2 separate regions of the Mus musculus genome follow, and region 2 is linked to region 1. Evidence: chromatin contacts called from ENCODE Hi-C or POLR2A ChIA-PET data. All regions are on one chromosome and are shown on one strand. The core of a region is the stretch at or near the end of the contact, and the rest is flanking DNA. Distances in the headings are between cores, read along the strand shown. Region 1 holds the start of Aldh16a1 (aldehyde dehydrogenase 16 family, member A1). Region 2 holds the start of Tead2 (TEA domain family member 2).

Evidence for each region. A loop is a pair of places that touch in the nucleus more often than their neighbours do. ChIA-PET counts read pairs that join two places held with the same protein, here RNA polymerase II (POLR2A).
Region 2: POLR2A ChIA-PET joins it to region 1 with 10 read pairs in Patski. The contact joins the promoter of Tead2 here to the promoter of Aldh16a1 in region 1. A Hi-C loop is called at or near these places in 4 of 37 maps with a recorded cell type or tissue (adrenal gland, gastrocnemius, mouse trophoblast stem cell and 1 more). POLR2A ChIA-PET finds 5 or more read pairs at or near these places in 4 of 5 experiments (Patski and embryonic stem cell).

Annotation. Positions count from the first base shown.
Region 1 is chr7:45,151,244-45,155,984 of GRCm38, forward strand. It overlaps Aldh16a1 (aldehyde dehydrogenase 16 family, member A1), which reads right to left and starts at 3,293. Exons shown (of 17, transcript NM_145954.2): 1 at 3,149-3,293. The coding sequence starts at 3,238. It overlaps Pih1d1 (PIH1 domain containing 1), which reads left to right and starts at 3,060. Exons shown (of 10, transcript NM_029406.4): 1 at 3,060-3,297.
Region 2 is chr7:45,213,838-45,218,015 of GRCm38, forward strand. Tead2 (TEA domain family member 2) reads left to right here and starts at 1,955. Exons shown (of 12, transcript NM_011565.3): 1 at 1,955-1,995; 2 at 3,376-3,613. The coding sequence starts at 3,382.

The sequences.
Region 1 (4,741 bases), core at 2,043-4,542:
AAAGAAAAGAGAAATTGTCATGCAAATGTTCCAAACTGGAACAGAGCCATCGTGAAGTGGGGCCATGTGAACATGAACCGGGAACTAAGCACTGTGACTGACAGTTAGTGCTATGGCAGTGTTGGTTGTATAACAATCCTTATCTGTTAGAAATAAGGACTCAAATATTTATGTGAAAGTAGCACAACAGCCGGCACTGTATAAACGACTCTCGAGAGAAAGGGAGAAAGCGCCGCCAACACTGGCCTGCCCTCACAGAGCTGTTGAAGCTCAGTGATGGATGCATGGGAGTTCCTAACATCAACTGCTGTGGAAAAGACGGAAAACAAACTCCCACAAGAATGTCAACGGGGTCCTGGCAGGCCACGGGCCTATTGGACACCAAGAGCTTTCCCAAAGTAGCCAAGACAATTGGTTCCAGATGAATTCTGTCAGGGAACTGGAGCCAAACGGTCGCCAAACTTTGGAATTTTATTTTCAAGAGAAATTGGTATCCAGGATGTTTAGATGGAATTAATTGTACAATAAAATGACTTTTCCAAAACAAAGCTCAAGCCAAAGAAAACAAACATGTTTTCTGGTTGAGGTGCCCATAGAGTGTAAACCTGAGACCTTTGTTGGAGTAATGGGGGCAACTGATTGGTGGGGGGCACACCAGAATCCAAGGCGTGGTGACAGGCCCAGCTCTTTCATTTTTTGAGACTGCTTAGCTGATTTGGAACTTGTAACTCTCCTGCCTTGGCCTTCCACATGCTGGGATTACTGGTTTGCCCACCATATCCAAACTCCTTTAAGCTCTGTGTACTATGGACAAAATTACTTCCCTCATTAGCCTTGTGTTCTGTCACTAAAAGAACAGAAATAATCCCCTCTCTGACGTTCTGAGGATTAAGTAAAATCGTACTTAGCAGAGGTTGGCACAGTCCATCTATCAATCCCAGCCTTCAGTCTATTATTGCTACTTAGAGGCACACTGCCTCTAACCAGCTTCCAGCTGGGGTCTCTGAATTGTCCCAAATCCTCTCACCTGGATCTATAGTTTTAGTTACTCCAACAGTCCAGTACCTTTTAACTGGCATCTCCCTGGTTGGAGTCTCCACTGCAATTGTCTGTCCAGGCAACACTAGGCTCCATCTCATTATGATGGATTCGTAGCATCCCTGTCAGCAGAGTCCAGAATCTATCCTATCCTTTTTTTGTTTGTTTGATTTTTTTGTTTTTTTGAGACAGGGTTTCTCTGTGTAGCCCTGGCTGTCCTGGAACTCACTCTGTAGACCAGGCTGGCCTCGAACTCAGAAATCCACCTGCCTCTGCCTCCTCCCAAGTGCTGGGATTAAAGATGTGCGTCACCACTGCCAGCGGGATCCGACTCTTTTTTTTTTTTTTTAAAGATTTTATTTATTTATTATATATAGGTACACTGTCGCTGTCTTCAGACACTCCAGAAGAGGGAGTCAGATTTTGTTACGGATGGTTGTGAGCCACCATGTGGTTGCTGGGATTTGAACTCCGGACCTTCGGAAGAGCAGTCGGGTGCTCTTACCCACTGAGCCATCTCACCAGCCCGGGATCCGACTCTTAACCAGCATCTTGGTGACATCTCTTGATGAACCAGTCTGCCTCCATCTTAGGCTTGAAAGCCTCTTAAAGACAAACTAGCTTCTTTCCTGTTTCTGATTAAACCTGTTTCTCAAGATTGGGTTATGTCCCACCTGTAACCTTAAGTACAAATGGTTCTGCACTGCCTGTTCCAGAAAACTTCAACCATGTCTTGGTTTTAAAAAGATATATATTTTTAAAAGATTTATTTATTATTTATTATATGTAAGTACACTGTAGCTGTCTTCAGACACTCCAGAAGAGGGCATCATATCTCGTTATAGGATGGTTGTGAGCCACCATGTGGTTGCTGGGATTTGAACTCTGGACCTTTGGAAGAGCAGTCGGGTGCTCTTACCTACTGAGCCATCTCACCAGCCCTTAAAAAGATATTATAATTGTTTTGCAACCCTACCTTTGTTTCAAAAGGTTGTTATGGCTACCATTTTAGGAACACCTTGCAATAATGTCTTTACTACAGAAGGTTATTATAATGTGTATGTTCTGCTCCTGTAACCTCAACTATTTTGGTGGCCAAATCCCCCTATCCACAAACTATATATAAAAACCTTGTCTTTCTCACATCCAGGACTGACTTCTAGAACCAAAGCTTATTGGGGAGGCAGCTTGTGTCCTCAAAAAAAAGCTAGCTTAATTAATTACTTGCTTAAATTACTTTGGCCGTGATGATTTCGGGTCAGTGATCTTTCTCCTTGTATCTTTGGGATCAACACTCTAAACTTTATAGAGTGTTTTATGCTGTCCCTCCAAAGCTGGAGTCCTTTTGTAGTGTGGTGACTCCTCTTAAGAGTCTAAAGACTCTACAACCTCCTAATACCTGCTTGGATGCTGGAAGAATTTCTGGGACCCTGGGCATTCTGATTGGTCCTTGGTTTTAAAGAAAATCCCAGGAACCCTACCACATTCCGATGAGGCTGCAAGAGGGTTCTGGAGCCTTGGGCCAGGAGGCTCTAAAGGAATAATATAAATGAAGTACGAAAACAGGAAAATCTCCCAAAGAAATCCACTAAACTTGGGAGGGGGAGAGGGAGAATGAGAATAGGATGGGCTAGGAGGGTCAAGAGAACTCAGATGACGTTCGAAGGGGCAGGAGATCACAGAGCACCGTAAGGATATTGAAACAAGGGGAGCAGTCATAGCAAGTTTTGGACGAACTTGGGGTTCTAAACGAACTTGAGGTTCTAAACGTTCCCGCGAGCCTCCAAAGTGCCGGGGGCCACAAGGAACCACGATCTAGCAAGGTGAAGACTCAGGAGGACCGCGAGAGGTATGGGGATTTAGTGACCACCCGTTCCTGAAGGGTCCTGGGGAAACACTACGGCGGCGTTCGGGACCGTAAACGAAAACCGCGAGGACAACCATCGCCGCCCACCGCCAGCCGCCCAGCCCAGGCTTCCGCACTGTAGGGGAAATCACGCGCTCAGAGGGGCGGGGCTTCCGAGAAGGCCGCAGTGGATGACGGGAGCCCGCGCGCCCCAAGCGGCCGAGAGGACTCGGAGGCAGCAGCGGCCGCGGGGCAAGCCCTCACCAGTGCGCATGCGTGGCTCTCCGGCACCGGTCCGTACTCCAGCGTCGTGAAAATCTCCCGGGTACTGGGCTGTACACGCGTAGCCGCCATCGCTCTCCCGGAGCCTTCCGCGAGGGATTGCTGGACGGTCTACCTAGAGGAACTTGGAGGTCCGAAGGGCGGCACCGCCCACTCCAATCAAAGGGGCGGGGCCAACCGTAGGGCCCGGAAGCGAGCTATATAGGACGTGACCCGCCTACTTTAGAGCCGCGCGATGCGGCCTATGGGCGGATGCTGGGAAATGTAGTTTCGGGGAGAACAGACATGGTTGGGTGGGTGGGTGGGGTCCCGCACTGGCAGAAGGCCTTCGGCTATTGTCACTTTGACTCTTTAGAAAAAATAGATTTTCGTTGTTTTGTTTTATTTTGTTTTTCAGACAGAGTCTCACTGTGAGCTCTGGAGGCCCTGGATCTAACTATGTAGACCCGGCTGGCTTCAACTCACAGACCCACCTATCTCCGCCTCCCGAGTGCTGGTATTAGAGGCGTGTGCCAGCACACTTGGCTAAAAAAATATTTATCTTTCTTTGTATGTACTCTGTGTAGCCCTGGCTCTCCTGGAACTCACTTTGTAGACCAGGCTGGCCTCGAACTCAGAAATCCGCCTGCCTCTGCTTCCGGAGTGCTGGGATTAAAGGCGTGCGCCACCACGCCCAGCCCTGAGGTATGTCTTTGCACTATGTGTCTGCAGTGCCTGTGGAGCCCAGAAGAGGGCGATGCAGCCGCTGGGCTGGAGAGAGCCTCATGACAGTTGTGGCTGTTTGGAGCTTAACCCCAGACATCTCCAAAAATAACATGTGTTCTTAATTGCTGAGCCTTCTCTCCACCCCAAATGCTTTTCTTTCTTTAAAAGAAGCAAACAAAGATTATTGTTATGTGCATGAGTATTTTGCCTGCTTGTCTGTGCATCATGTACATGCAGTTCCCCAGGAGGCCAGAAGAGGAGGCGACAGATCCCCCTAGAACTGGAGTTACAGGGCTTTGTTAGTCGCAATCTGGGTGTTGGGAATCGAACTCTCCTCTTCTGGAAGAGCAGTCAGCACTCTGCCGTTTAACTATCTCTCCAGCCTCCTCTGCCTCTATAACTTCTTTATAAGCAAAAACATTAATTATGTTCAAAAAAGGGCGATTAATAGCATTGAGACTGGGTGTGTGTTGAGTGGGATCAGACCCAGAGCCTAACTCATGATAGACAAGAGCAGGAGATACTAAAGTTCTCAGAGTGGCAATCCTTTCTGTACTGTAACCTCTGAGGTTTGGGAAGGGCAGATATGTAGGTTTTATTGATTCAGGAAGTGTGTCATTTCGCAGGCCTCCTCAGTCCTTACTTTTGATTGGTTGGCTAGGAGGGCGTGGCTTCAGCTCTTTCATACAAGTGGTCCCTGTAGGTGCCTGCTTTGGATGAAGGGCGCTGAGGTGGGCTTAACGGTGGCTACTTCAGTTCCTTAGTTATACAGACGCCGGAAGTGTGGCTTTCATTTATGCATTGGCCAAACAGGACCTATCAAGATACCCAGCCGACTTGAGAACGGAGCCTTCATCGTAATGGAACTGT
Region 2 (4,178 bases), core at 705-3,204, 61 kb after region 1:
CTTGTGACCTGGCCAGCAGGAAGCCTATTGACCTGGACTCCCAGTGTTTCTGAAGGTCCACAGAAATGGCCCCTGTCCCAGGATAAACAGAGCCTGGGTGCCTGAGGGCAGAGATTTAATGATTGCTGTTGGAGGGGCCAGCTGACTGTGGGTGGTTTCGCCCCTGGGCCAGTGTTCCTAGGCGCTATAAGGCTGAGCGAGCCGGTGAGGAGGGCTTCTCCAAGGTCTCTGCTTCAGCTCCTGCCTCGCCTCCAGGTTCCTTTCCTGGTGATTTGGTGATGGATCACAATGGCAATCTTAAATTAACCCTTTCCTCCCCAACTTTTGGTCATGGTGTTTATCACAGTAATAGAAAACAAACTAGAACACCCTGGCTAGCTTCAACTCCACAGGAGCTGGGACTGTAACTCAGTGATATCACTCTTACCCAGACCTTCAGTTTGAAGAGAACAAAACCCTGGGTTCCAACTCTCTGCCCTCAGGCAGCCAGGCTCTGCCTCTAAGTGGGATAGGAGCCACTTGCAGCCACTAGTGCCTAAGCAGTTGTGGAGTCTGCACTTCTGTGGATCTTCAGAAACGCAGGGGGTCCAGCCCAACAGGCTTCACTCTGGCCAGGTCACAAGGAAGCTGTGTTCTCATCAGAAGCAAACCAACCCACCCCAGCACTTTACTTATCACACAGAAACTGGTTGGACCAGATACAGCTCTGAGCTGGAACTTCTGCCTAGCCCTTGTGAGGTCCCGGGTTCTGACCTTCATCTCCACTTTTACACACCCACACCCACACTTCTTCTTCTTTTTTTTTTTTTTTTTTTTTTTTTTGGTTTTTCGAGACAGGGTTTCTCTGTGTAGCCCTGGCTGTCCTGGAACTCACTCTGTAGACCAGGCTGGCCTCGAACTCAGAAATCCTCCTGCCTCTGCCTCCCAAGTGCTGGGATTAAAGGCATGTGCTACCACGCCCCACACCCACACTTCTATACACACACAAGTATACATGGCTGGAGATGGCTCAGGGATTGAGAGCACTGCCTGCTCTTCCAGAGGACCTGGATTTGACTTACAGCACCCACATGGTTGACCACAACCATCTGTAACTCCAGTTCCAGGGGATCCAGTGCCCAGTGCCCTCTTCTGGCCTCTGTAGGTATACATGCAGACAAAACATACAGATAAAATGTAAACGTTAAAAAACAGAGTAAAATAAAAACACAAAATGGGCTGGCTCAGCAGGTAATAGCACTGACTGCTCTTCAGAAGGTCCTGAGTTCAAATCCCAGCAACCACATGGTGGCTCACAACCACCTGTAATGAGATCTGACGCCCTCTTCTAGTGTGTCTTAAGTCAGCTACAGTGTACTTATGTGTAATAATAAAGAAATCTTTGGGGTGAAGCAAGCAGGGACTGAGTGAGTGGGGCCGAACAGAGCAGACCGGAGTGAGCAGCAGTCCTAAAAACAATTCCCAACAACCACATGAAGGCTCACAACCATCTGTACAGCTACAATGTACTCACATTAAGAAAATAAATAAAATCTTTTTTAAAAAACCCACATAAGTTTGGTAAAGATTATTTTGTATCTGTCAATCCCACATCCTCAGCAAACACCCAGGGTGACCCAGGTCATGTCTCCTCTTCTATCTGGGAGTCTACTCCCTTCAACTCCCAGTACCTTCTTCTTCAGACCCAGGGTCCAGATCCCAATATTCTTCTTTAAGACCCAGAGTTACAAACCCCAGCCTCCTCCTCTAAAGTCATGAATCCAGGCCCCCATAACCACCTTCTCTCCTAGGGACCCCAGCAACCCTACCCAGTCCTTAGATGGACTCATCTCTCCTAAAGCAAGCACCTCGCAGCGAGTGTCCCTGTGAGATTCCAAGCCTACCGCCGGGCCCGCCCCCCCCCCCGGTCCCTCCCACTTTTCCCAAACAAAGCTCCCGGCAACTTTCTCTGGGTCTCGCCCCGCCCGCCCGCGGCTCCCCTGCCCAGGCCGGGAGGTAGGAAGGCGCCGGCGGGAATCGGGATCCTGCTTGGGGTTTGTGAGTTGGGGTGGGAAGTTCCGCGCGATGAGGTGAGGCGCGTGTTCCTGAGATCGCGTGGGAACTGCCCGGAGCCCTTTTCTGCCCCGGGGCCGGAGTTTGCGCGGGGGACGCAGCCGAAGTGTGGAGCTGGAACTTTCTCCGGAGTTAGGGGCCTGGGGATGGTCTGCGGCTGGGGGAGCGCGCGGGGTGGCCGGGGGCTGCGGATGTGGGAGCGAAGGAGCGACCACGGGTCTTCTGTTAGTTCGACCCCTGGGCCATCCTTCGTGCAAGTATCCGCCCTGTGGGCATGTGGCCCCCACACGGAGCAGGGCAGGAGCGGGAGTGGCCAAGGGAGAGCCATAGGGCCCCTTGGACCTTCGGCCATTGGTCTTCCGAGGATTGGTGACTGGGTCAGGAGATTAGAGATGTCCGTCTGTCTTGCCTGGCTCGTCTGTCTCTTTGTCTGGCCACATGGGGGTGGGCTGGGTTGGGATTTCGGCCTGTGGGGGTCCTGAACGTCGTCGCGACACTGGGCTGGGCTTGAGATCTTTGTTCACCTAACCTCTCTCTACCAGGTCAAGAGTCCAAAATTGGAGGGATGGGACTCAGAACTTTGGGGTCCTGGGAGTTCTGGATAACATAAAACCTCTAGGGAGGAGGTATCTGACTGTATGGGGAAAGTTTTCCCTGTTCTTGGCCTCCGGAAAGTCGATGGGAACTTGGGCTGGAACCGAGCCCGGGGGAGGGGCGGGGCCGCTGCTCGCATGCTGGCCTCGCCCACAGCAGGGGTTGTGGGGAACTGGGGGAGGGGATGCCTGGGCTCTTTGTTCTGTCCTCCAGATGGCTGGGCGACTGAGTCCCAAGGCCTGAAGTTTGATGGGCACCCAGCCCCGCCCCCGCCTGATTCTGTGGTTACTTTCTGGTCTGGGCCCTGACTATGCCCCCTTTTGCTGTGTCGATCTGGATTTTTGTCCCTGGATCTCTCTGTCCCCTTCTCTCTGGGTGTTGGTTTTGGACTTAGCCTCTGCTTCTCCAGCAGCTGCTGCCCTTCTCTGAGCACCTGTTCTTTCTTAGTGGGACAGGAGAGTCTCACTCCTGCCAATTAACGAGACTCTGGTCTTCCCTAAATCCAAACACAGCCTCAGGCACTGCACCTGAGTTGGTCAGGTGGCTTCAACCCCATGCAGTCCCAATGCAAATTCCTCACTGGAAGAACAGCCTCCCAGGTCCCAGGCTTAGGTTCCTCTTTTTCCCTCAGACCCAGGGGTTCAGGTTCAGGCCTGGCTTTCTCTCTCAGGCAGTGCTCCTGCCTGTTCTTGCAATACCATATGTAGCTGCTGATCTTCATCTCTGCAGGCCCAGATGGGGGATCCCCGGACTGGGGCCCCCCTGGATGATGGCGGGGGCTGGACAGGTAGCGAGGAAGGCAGCGAAGAGGGCACCGGAGGCAGCGAGGGCGTTGGAGGTGATGGCAGCCCTGATGCAGAAGGTGTGTGGAGCCCCGACATTGAGCAGAGTTTTCAGGAGGCCCTGGCCATCTACCCTCCCTGTGGCCGTCGCAAGATCATCCTGTCAGATGAGGGCAAGATGTATGGTGAGTCCCCTGTGGTGGCTGTCCTGACCCCAGGGAGAAAAGTCACACTAACCCAAGTGTCCAGAGTCTGGCCAACTGTGGTGGCACACACCTGAACAGTTCAAGGCCATTCTCAGCTACATACTGAGCTCTGTGCTAGCCTGGCCTAGTAAGACCTTATCTCAAAATAATAAAAATAAGGCAGGTGGCAGAGGCAGGTGGGTGGATATCTGTGAATTCAAAGCCAGTGTGGTCTACATAGAGGGAGTTCCAGGACAGCCAGGGCTATGTAGAGAGACCCTGTCCCAAAAAGCCAAAAATAAATAAACAAAAATAAATGAGTAGATATGAAAATAAACAAAATACAAAACGAAGAAAAAGGATTGTGTCCTTCCCATGACTTAGGCGCTAGCATTTTTTTTTCCTGCACAGATGAGGGAAACTGAGGCACAGGAAGACTAAGTGATCCGTCCATGGCCACATAGCTAGAACACGGCTGAGCTGCTGACCCTGTGGCTGAGGTGTCCCCCAGCCTGGCTTGACTGTAGTTTGGTGGGGATTGGTGGCTTGCTGACCTTATCCCTCA